2 separate regions of the Homo sapiens genome follow, and region 1 is linked to region 2. Evidence: chromatin loops called from intact Hi-C (ENCODE). Cell type or tissue: pancreas. All regions are shown on one strand. Links, peaks and the distances in the headings refer to the core of each region. The heading gives the core; the rest is flanking DNA.

Region 1 (5,374 bases), core at 56-5,055, 360 kb after region 2:
GAAAATCCTGTAGCTCATGGTATATTTTAATGGATTCTAAGTTATTTGTTCACTTTTATATCTTAGTGACTATCGAAGAAGCTCAGGCTTGAAACTCTGAATGTATTTCCTTTGTTGTCACCAGGCCATCATGCACGGACGAGGCAGAGGAGTGGCCGGTCCCATGGGCCGGGGGCGCCTGATGCCAAACAAGCAGAACCTGCGGGTGGTGGAGTGCAAGCCCCAGCCCTGCGTGGTGTCTGTGGAGGGGCTGTCCTCGTCCACCACGGATGCCCAGCTGAAGAGCCTGCTGATGTCAGTGGGACCCATTCAGGTAGCCGCCTGGGGGTGGCATCTGTGCCACGGGTAGTTGTGTCCCAAGACAAAATCATTTCTTGATTTAAAACACAGTGCCCTTTGTGTTGGCTACTTCATATTAAAATAATACTTGGGAAGTAAGACAAATAACCTGTTGTGCATACTTAGTATCAGAACATTTGCCTCAAACGTTTATTTTGAAATTTTCAGATTCTTAGTTATAAATTTTAAGAAATAAATACCCCAGCTGAACAGATTATCCTTTGAGATCCTTTTAATTGTCATAGAAGGTTCACACTTGCACACATACATACAAAATTTTTTGTTCTATCAAATGACTTGTTTTATTTGTAATAACATTACATTTTAAAGTATTTAGCCTTCTTTTCCTTGCTTTCCAGAAATAGCTTCATGTGCTAAATAGCTGTGACTTGGTTTAGATTTTACAAATATGACAGTATCTTGGATTGTATCTTCATCTCTTAATTTAAAGCTGGCTAACTCTAATGCTGAAACATGCCTGCTGAGCTGGCTGCAAATGAGATGCATGAAAAGGAACACAGTTCCAGGTCCACTGGAAACAGGGTTTTCCACGGAAACTCCTGGTCTCTGTAGGCTGACCCAGCGAAGAAGCTACCTGCTTGTTCAGTCCGATTTCTGGCCTCCCCGTCAGGTGCCACCTGTGGTGCCCATTGTTGCCATTGCCACGCACCGTGCGTCCCGTGGTGGGATCTGGTGTGTCTGGGGGCAGAGCACTTTGGAAATAAGACATTTTTGGATGCACAGAGTACATGTCAGAGTTCTGAGGAGTCCAAAGTGCTTTCTTTCAAGAATCTCTTACAGCCTCTAGCTTCATGGGTGGATTTGGAAACATGTTAACACTAGGGTTGATACGGGTAATTAATGTACATGTTTTAGATCTCCATCTGCTGTTGACAGTTCCTAAAAATGAATAGATGAAAACTCTTCCAGAAACATACATGTTACTTGGGTTTAATTGCTGCCATCTTCATTACTGGCTTCCTGGGGAGATAGGTTTCATTTTTATTGGTGTGTAGTAATGGAAAGTTAACCCAAAGCCTTGGCTTCTGTTTGTGATAGAGCGGGCTCCCTAGTGGTGCAGTTAGGAATACTTCATCAGCTATTAGAAGCGTACAGTGTATGTTTAAGGATATTTCAAAACAATTGATCATAATCTGGATTAATTTGCAGGAACACGGTAGACACTAGAGCATTTTAGATGGATTAAAATGTGGTTATCCTAATCTGAGATTCTCAAAATAAATGGTGATGGAGAATTCTGGTCCAGTAACTGTGTAGCAGTGAGTCCAGATGAAAAAACCCTGAGCCTAGTCTGTTGTGAGCCACAGATGGGTGCGCTTGGCGAGGCCTCACGTGTGTGGCCCAGTGTCCTGCTGGTCCTCCTGTCTTTGGGGCGATCTGCACTTCCCTGTGGGCAGAAGGGTTGCACTGTTGTTTTCATATGTCACCTGCTACTTTTGTGGACTTTGCTTCATCCTGTGTAGTCTTGATCATTTTCTTGAATATTTTTGAGTGTGATCGAGTTGTCAAGATCCATACCTGAACAGCAAGTACTGTTTGCTTCTCACAGCATTGAGTGAGGCTCAGAGCCTACATTGTGAGAATATGCTTGGAGTCATTGCCAAACCAGCTAATTTCTGTCTTGTCTTTTAAATTGAATTTTGCATTTTGTACCGTGGGTTTGTATAGACCTCTTAAATGGTCTCTTTTTCCTTCCATTTGCTTCCATTTCCTTCGAGTGCTGGGATTACAGGCGTGAGCCACAAATATTTTTTATCCTAAATGTTTTGGAATAGTGTCGAGTCTCTGTCTCTTTGGGATATGGCACCACCTAGTGTTCACTGGTGTAATGCCAGGTGGTGTCTACACCAGGAGGACCTATATTCATTCCTTTGGGCCTTTTAATTTTAGAAGATTCTAGTAACTGCATGTTATTTTTTGTTTTTGTTTTTGGAGACGGAGTCTCGCTCTGTCGCCCAGGCTGGAATGCAGTGGTGCGATCTGGGCTCACCGCAACCTCCGCCTCCCGGGTTCAAGCGATTCTCCTGCCTCAGCCTCGCGAGTAGCTGGGACTACAGACGCGTGCCACGCCTGGCTAATTTTTTGTATTTTTAGTAGAGACGAGGTTTCACTGTGTTAGCCAGGATGGTCTTGATCTCCTGACCTCGTGATCCGCCCGCCTCAGCCTCCCAAAGTGCTGGGATTACAGGTGTGAGCCACCGCACCCGGCTGTCACTGCATGTTAACTATACTTTTTAAACCCATGGAATTTGAGAACTTTTCTCAGTGTAGCAGTGATGTGGTAGCCAGTTTTGTTCTCAGATTAGTGTTTTACTTCCTTAAACTACATTAATAAGCCTCTCCAGAAAGTCCATTTCAAAGACATTTATCTATAGACTCAGTGAGGAAGAATGAGAAGATTTCGTAGAAATGTCATAACCAGAAGATGGTCTTCCAAAAAGTTTCGAACTGTAACCATGTTTCAGAAATTGTAACTTGACAAGAACTTGATTCTTCGAAGACTAGATATTTTTTTTTTCTGTCTACTCATAAACCACATAGGAACTCTTTCGTTCTTCCTGGGTGTCATCTGGAAGGAACTGAAAGAAGCAAGAAACCGTCATCTGTGTTTCTTGCGGGAAAGCACATTAAAGCAGCGGGAAGAAGGGGAGTGGGCGCACAGCCTCCCTGGCTGGGCCCTAGTGACCGACTTCTCCCGAGTCAGCTTTGCTCCCAAGGCCAGGGGGGCTGCCGTCCCCCAGAGGCTGCTGAGGAGAGCCCTCGGAGATGCAGTGCAGAAGCCTCTCCCTGACGCTGCTGATTTGGGGGTAGGCATGGAAATGTAGAGAGTACCGCTCAGAGAAGAATCTGCCCTTTGCAGAGCGGATCTCAGCCCACCATGGAGGCCCTGTGAACTCGGTGGAAGGTGGGATCATCTCGGCGTCTGACTGACTGATTCTGCTTCTGCTTCTAAGATAAAGTGGATCACCGAGAAGACAGCCCCTTTACGTCTGGTTCTGACTGCAGGAAGGCCTGGTTGGTGAAGTAGAAAATGTTGGAATCTTGAGTGAGCAGCTGAGTTGTTTTGAAGTTTGGACAATTGAGAAAGAAAACACTAAGCAGTGTCAGACACGGATTCCAGAAAAGCCCACGTCACAGGCTTAAAGAACAGATGTGTGTGGGCACATGATGGGAAGCCACAACGGAAAAGCTAGTTAACTGGAGGCTCTCCCACAGGGTTCTGAGAACACGGTTGTTAATCATTCCAAAAGGAGGAGGAGGATTGAAGAGACCTGTGTGAGAACACAGAGCTTGTCTGTGCTTTAGAGGAGAAGCATGCGTAAGACAGGGAAGATGGGACAACCAGGAGTGAAAAGGGAAAAGGAGAGGTCAGGAGACGTTTTAAAATTAAACCAGAGCAAAAGGAGCAACGCGCCCGGGATGTGCAGGAGAGCCCAAACGTTGAAATTCAGGGGAAGTGCCAGAATTGGTGTCCAGGAAGACCCAGCATGTTATGATAATAGATGAAAACTTGAAATGGGGCAGAAAACTCGGTGCGGGCTGGAGTTGCCCAGAGCACTGTTGTGAACCTTTCTTTACCACTCAGCCCACCGCTGGAATCGTGTGCAGGCTTCAGGCGCCCTATTTCCAACAGGAGGTTGGTCACACAATGACCTGTGTGTAGAGGGGAGCCCCATGGGCCAGTCCTGCACACCGTTCCATACAGAAATGCTTAGCAGGCTCACTGAGGCTCTGCAGGGGCTCTCGGCCCTTCCTGCCAGGGAGTGCCTCCCCCACCCGCTCTAGTGTCAGACTCTGCTCTAGGGTGGGGCTCAAGAATTTACATCTCTCATGATTTATAAATTGGGCCTATTTTAAGCAGTTTGACTTGTGTTTAAAAGCAGCTGATACCTTTTTTTTTTTTTTTTTTTCCTTTAAGTGATTCCTTAAGGTGCTAGAATTGTTGGCCAGAGGGAGAAAAAGAGCTTGGTGTTTAGGATTGCAGAATCAGTTGTAATCCTGTAACATTTTAGTTATCTTTATACATGCATGCACACACACAACCACAGCCATGCACAGACATGTACACACATGCACAGACTCTTCCTCAAAAGAGGAAGAACTTTTCATGGGGAAAAGAGGCGGGTTCTGAACAACATGGAAGCTTTTCGCTGCCAGGTGGCATGGTTGTTGATTCGATCTTACGGTTCTGGATGGGATTGCTGGGTACACATGTGTGAAGCTGCCAGCTGAAGTGTATTCTTTTAACTTGCATTTGCTACTTATTTAGTAGCCCAGTGAGATTTCCTCAGAAGTTGTCTGAAGATGTCTCTGAAAAATGAAAAGCCAATCAGGGTGAGAGCTGGTGTGCCAGGCTTTCCCCTCTCCCTGCCAGTACGTTATGTGGGGGCTGGGGGTGAAGAAGGAGGTCCTTACATAGGTCAGTATGTAGACTTGAGACAAATTCTAACTTGTGGTTTGTTCTGGGTGAAGAAAAGTTTTAACTCTATGATAGCGTGTTGCTCAGGTGTGTAGACGTGTATATTTTCACAGTGGAAGCTGGCGACCATGTCTTTAAGCTTTCACTGGAAAGTTTCTTTTCCTCTGCTCCTAATAAATCACGAATACTTGTCATTTTGGTAGGTCAAAAATGGTTGAATATTGACAATTTCTACAATTTTGTATCTAGAAAACAGGGTTTATTTCTGAAAGAAGGTACAAAAATGTAAGGAGAGAGGGTAGACAGGAAGCAAATTTTAGGGCAGCACGCTTGTTCATTATGTTGAGTGACTGAAAACCAAGGCATTCCTCTGATTGAAGAATCTCACTGGAAGTTAATGCTTTCTTCACGGATAGCTTCTCAATCAAATCGAGGTTTTTAAGCTACGTAGATTACAAGTAAAACCTGATACCAAATATTGTATGATTGGCAGCCTGATACCCTCATTTCACATTGTGAAATTGCCCAAAGGAAATAAAGTCACCACATATATCTAGAAATGTTATTTCCCAAAAGAACTGCATGATATTTTCT
Region 2 (5,374 bases), core at 176-5,175:
GAGAGCCAAGGGTCAGCAGGAATGCACAGATGGCCGCGTCTGAAGCCACGGAGTCAAGTCTCCCCTTCCTGCCCTGCGTCACCTGGCTGATGACTTACCTGCACCGCACCATGCAGAGGAAATTGCTCAGATAGCATCTCTCCTGGAAGCAGGGCTGCAGAGATCTGAGGGGTAACCCATCCCCTCTGCTCCCCTGTCCCAGAAGCAGGCTAGTCCTTGTAAGTTGCATTGCCTTAGGGGAGATGACATTCCTCGCCAGATGCCCTTCTTCTTGTAATTACCATGAATAGGAATGCAGCCCCCGCTTCTCCAGACCTGGCCAACTGGGGGATAGCTCCTGGCTGGAAGCCCTGTTGCATATTGTATCAGTTTCCTAGTTTCCTGTGGCTGCTGTAACAAATTACAAGCTTAGTGGCTTGGAACAGCACGCATGCATTACCTTACAGTCCCGGAGGCCAGAGGGCCGGCCCAGGTCTCACTGGGCTAAGGTCAAGGTGTTGGCCAGGCTGGGTCCTTCTGGAGGCTCTGGGAGGGGAACAGTTTCCTGCCTTTTCCAGCTTCTCGGGTTGCCCACATTCCTTAGCACATGGTCCCTTCCTCCATCTTCACAGGCAGCAAAGTTGCCTCTGTCTGGCCATCTTTCCTAGTCACACCTGCCCCTGGCCTTAGCTAGGAAAGACCCAGGACACTCTCCTGTCTCCAGGGCCTCAGTCTCATCTGCAAAGTCCCCCGGGCCACACAAGGCAACAGACCCACAGGTTCTAGGGATTTGATCATGGACATCATGGGGAAGCCATTGTTCTGCCAACATCTAATAATAGAGACCCCCAAGTTTCCTCCCTCTTCTTGGGCCAGGAGTCCCCTGGGGCTCCCTGCCTCCTCACTAACCACTGTGACCTTGCTCCAGGGCCCGTAATGTGCCTCTTCCTCACTGTGACCTTTGCCAGTTCCCGACCAAGGCCTCCCCACCACTCTTACCTCCTTTTCCCAGGAAGAGGGGGTCCCTCCAGGTCATCTGGGGGGTCTCTCCCCTCCTGCTTTCCCACAGCCTCCCTCTGAGGAACTCGGTGAGCCTTCCTCAGAAGGCCTTCCAGAGACCCCTTGCAAAGCCCAGCCCTAATGTGCCGTCCCCCACCTACCACTGAGGCCCCACAGGGCTCACCCACAGCAGACACTCACTGCAGATGTGGAGGTGCCTTAGTGCCTCCCCCTTATTTGACAGTCTTAAACATATGCCCTAAAACCCAACTGTCAGCCCCAAAGATGACCACCACCCATCCACCACATTGCTGGAGCCACAGAGCGACCAAGGGCTGACCCCTCCAGCCAACAGTGTGATCTGGGGAGTTACTCAGTCTCTCTGTGCCTCAGTTTTCTGGTCTAGGAAATGGGGATGATAATAATAGTATCAACCTCATAAGGCTGCTGCGAAGCTTAACTGAAATAATATGAATATTCGGCATAGCAACATGCTCAGTAAAAGTTAGCCATCATCATCACCATCATCATGGCCATCATCATCACCATCATCTTCATTGCCATCATCTTCATCACCATCATCATCACCATCATCTTCAATGCCATCATCATCACCATCATCGTCATCGTAATCTTCATCACCATCATCATCACCATCATCATCGTCATCTTCATCACCATCATCATGGCCATCATCATTGGTATTATTATGAGAATGCAGGTGGTCCCCTGCCAGGACCCGGCCACACAGAAATCAAAGGAGCTAAATGAGAAAGAGGAGCCCCGGGTCTGAGTTGGATTCTGCCACCAACAAGTGCTGGGGCCTGACTGCGTCACTTGTCCCTTGCAGATCCTCCTTGCCTGTGAAGTGGAGTGATGATGCTTTGCCCATGTCACGTGACGGGGTGAGACTCACACATACTAAGCCTGCAACAAGGTCTGAGAAGCCAGAAGCGCAACACAAATAGCGTGGAAGCGAGAGGTGTCCGGAGCAAGGCAGGGCGTTAGAGACGAGAGCAGGCCATCCCACCCCAGGGCCTCACAGCCCGGGCATCCCTGGGCATCCCTCCTTGGATGCTTAGAATAGTCAGGAATGTTCTCACCTCATTCTGTCACCCCTGGAGAAACAGAGGCACAGCAGGGTAGACTGCATGCCTCAGGCCCCCCAGCTGCATGTGGAAGAGCCAGGTCTCCACATGCCGGAAGCAATTCTTGCCTCTCTATGCTGCATGTCGTTCCTGTGACGACAGTGAGATGTCACCTCTGCAGACAGGGACAGCGTGTAGAGCGTGGCTCCATCCCATGCAGGAGGTGCCTGGAGGGCTTGGGACCTGGAATCACCCAGGCCCTGCCCCGGCCCTGGAGAACCTCAGCATCACGCGGCAGACCTGGATGTGGACCCGAATGATTCCAATATCCTGACATGGAAGGTGGCATCGGGTGTGCACACCCTGCCAGGGAGGACGTGGGAGCGCTGCTGTGCCTTGTGTCTGCAGGCACAGGAAAGCCCCCTAGAGGGCGCTTGATCAAGTCCGGAGACTCGCATCTGCCTGGCAGAGAAGGTGAAAGGGAGAGGTGGTCCCCTGGGAAGTCACAGCTGCCGGGGACCAGTGCACCTGCCGCACAGTGTGTGGTGCAGGGGTGTTGGGAGCCAGGCTGGGAGGGCAGGCGCGTGGCACCCACAGCTTTGCCATTCCCTCTGAGGAGTTTGCAATCCATTCTGTGAGCCATGGGGACCGGCTCACTTCTTAGAAGGCTTACTCCAGCAGCAGGGTGAGGAAGGACAGGGGAACAGGCTGAAGGGGACCCGTTCTGGGCTGCTGTGGTGACAACAGGGGAGGAACCAGAGCAGCCACACCAGGTACCGAGGAGGAGCCGCACCCTGAGATGCGGTCACTGCAGGGAGTGGTTGCTGTTCCCGTCCATGACCTAGGGGTAACCCGTGTGCCTCAGGCCCTGGCTCTGAGGCTGATGGGACATGTGTGTCCTGCCAGGCGTGTAGTAGCTGGGCATCAATGGTGGCTGTGATTCTGATGATGACGAGGGTCTCTGGGGAAGGGAGGCGTTCATTGTGGACGGTTCCTGGTGGCTGGTCAGGGAGTGGACAGGCCCTGGGGTCAGAGAGGCTGGTGGGCCCGGTGGACAAGCACAGGAAAGGCAGGGTGCCAGGGCGGTGAGGGTGCTCCGGCCGTCCTCCAGGAATGAGGCAGAGCACCAGCTCAGCAGGCAGAGAAGCCCTCACCTCTCAAAGCGGTTTCTCGTCCAGGTGAGGTTCTAAGGAAAGCAGCCGCTGGGCAGCAGGGGTGGCACTGACGCCTCACCGACTTCTTTCTCCAATGCTGGGAGCCCACCTGGGTGGGGAGCAAGTCCACGGGAGGGGTCCCTAACTTTCCTTTGTGATGTTCACTCATTCCGCAGATACTGGGTGAGTGCCTGCTGTGAGCCGAGTGCTGTGCTAGGAGCTGGCGGTCAGGGAGGAGCAGGAACGATGGATAGAATGAATGAGCGCGTGGAGGACTCGGCCTTGTCCAGTTCAGGAAGAACGCAATCTTGTCAAGTGTTTGTCATCCATGTGTTCATGCACTCATTAGACAGACATTTACTGAGGCCTCCTCTATTTGGGGCACTGCAGTGAACAAAACAGACAAAAGTCTCTGCCCTTGGAGCTTCAATTCCAGGGATTAAAATGAGTAACGATAACCATTGTTCTTCTGACGCTTTTTTCAGAGCAACCACAAGGTCTTCATCTATGTCTGACTCATCAACGAAGCAACCAAGACCCCATGAGCCACTTCATGAGCTCCAGGGAATAACCAGCACTCATGGGCGGAGTCTAAAACTAATATAAATGCTTAGAAATAAAAATACATGATTTTATCTCTCCTTTTTCCCCTAAAATGTTGGTTTCTAAGGAAACGGAAACATGTTTGACTCTAAAACTTCGATTTTAGTGTTTAGCATTGTGAACCCCAAAATCTGAGACAGGTCTCAGTCAATTTACGAAGTTTATTTTGCCCAAGTTAAGGATGTGTGTCTGTGACACAGCCTCAGAAGTTTTGACCACACGTGCCAAAGGTGGTCAGAGCACAGCTTGGTTTTATACGTTTTAGGGAGACATGAGACATCAATCAACATACGTAAGATGAACATTGGCTTGGTCCGGAAAGGCGGGGCCTCGGTGACATCAATCAACATATGCAAGATGAACATTGGCTTGGTCCGGAAAGGCAGGGCCTCGGCGACATCAATTAACATATGTAAGATGAACATTGGCTTGGTCCGGAAAGGCGGGGCCTCAGTGACATCAATCAACATATGCAAGATGAACATTGGCTTGGTCCGGAAAGGCAGGGCCTCAGTGACATCAATCAACCTATGTAAGATGAACATTGGCTTGGTCCAGAAAGGCAGGGCCTCAGTGACATCAATCAACGTATGTAAGATGAACACTGGCTTGGTCTGGAAAGGCGGGGCCTCAGTGACATCAATCATCATATGCAAGATGAACATTGGCTTGGTCCAGAAAGGCGGGACCTCGGTCCAGAAAGGCGGGACAACTTGAAGCCAAGACAGGAAGCAGGAAAGGGGCTTCCAGGTCACAGGTAGAAACAAATGGTTGCATCCTTTTGAGTTTCTGATTAGCCTCTCCAAAGGAGGCAACAAGAGATGCGTTTATCTCAGTGAGCAGAAGGGTGACTTTGAATAGAGTGGGAGGCAGGTTGGCCCTGAGCAATTCCCAGCTTGACTTTTCCCTTTAGCTTAGTGATTTTGGAGCCCCAAGATTTATTTTCCTTTCACAGCATGTGGCGGTTCTTTATTCTCATAAATGATTTCAAAACATTATGCACTTGGGGGATTTTATAATGAAAAATCGCGGTGTCCTATTAAAGCACAAAGAGGCAAAGCAGAAGCAGCAGACAGGACGTCAAAGAACCAGTGCATGGCTGCGCCGGGCCCCGGGGCTTCCCACACGGGTTACTGTCATCCTTCCGAATCACTGGACTTGAAGCCCAGCATGTTGCTGAGTTTTGCTCCAGAGGTGAGTGGACAAATGTGTCCTGCACCCCCACCCTCCCGACCAGGCCTTAGAGGACCGGGCTGGGAGCATGGGCAGCGTCAGACTCATTCCCCATGAGAGGTGAAATGAGAGACTCACTGACTTGCCAGGGGCAAAAGGCTTCAAGGCCAAGAGGGAGAAAGAATCTGTAGGAAGTTTTGAGGTTTGGAACTGGATTCCTCTTAAGACTGTGATTCTCAGATTCTCTGCAGAACTACAAGAAAATGTCCTCCTTATTGAAAGACAAAATGTGGTACTATGATGAGCAAGCCAAAGTATATATAATCACATATATAGCACAGTGTCACAGCCCTATGGTAAACATCATAGGCTCACTCT

The links. Peaks named below come from ENCODE experiments on the same cell type or tissue, not always from the same donor. Only the 100,000 strongest peaks of a DNase experiment are listed, where the experiment ranks them.
Region 1: a loop joins it to region 2, with 2.7 times the contacts of the local background. A loop is called at or near these places in 8 of 110 quality-filtered maps.

What each region holds. Positions count from the first base shown.
Region 1 is chr7:155,766,343-155,771,716 of GRCh38, forward strand. It overlaps RBM33 (RNA binding motif protein 33), which reads left to right. Exons shown (of 18, transcript NM_053043.3): 16 at 125-313. Among named protein-coding and RNA genes, the nearest start is that of SHH, 43 kb to the right of the region's middle. RefSeq lists a silencer at 2,080-2,273. In pancreas, for the core only: a CTCF peak has its summit at 2,199 (motif pointing left); no DNase peak of the experiment used is centred there.
Region 2 is chr7:155,410,351-155,415,724 of GRCh38, forward strand. It overlaps LOC105375594 (a long non-coding RNA gene), which reads left to right and starts at 4,353. Exons shown (of 4, transcript XR_928239.3): 1 at 4,353-4,580; 2 at 4,869-5,017. In pancreas, for the core only: CTCF peaks have their summits at 2,504 and 2,703; a DNase peak (open chromatin) is centred at 2,461.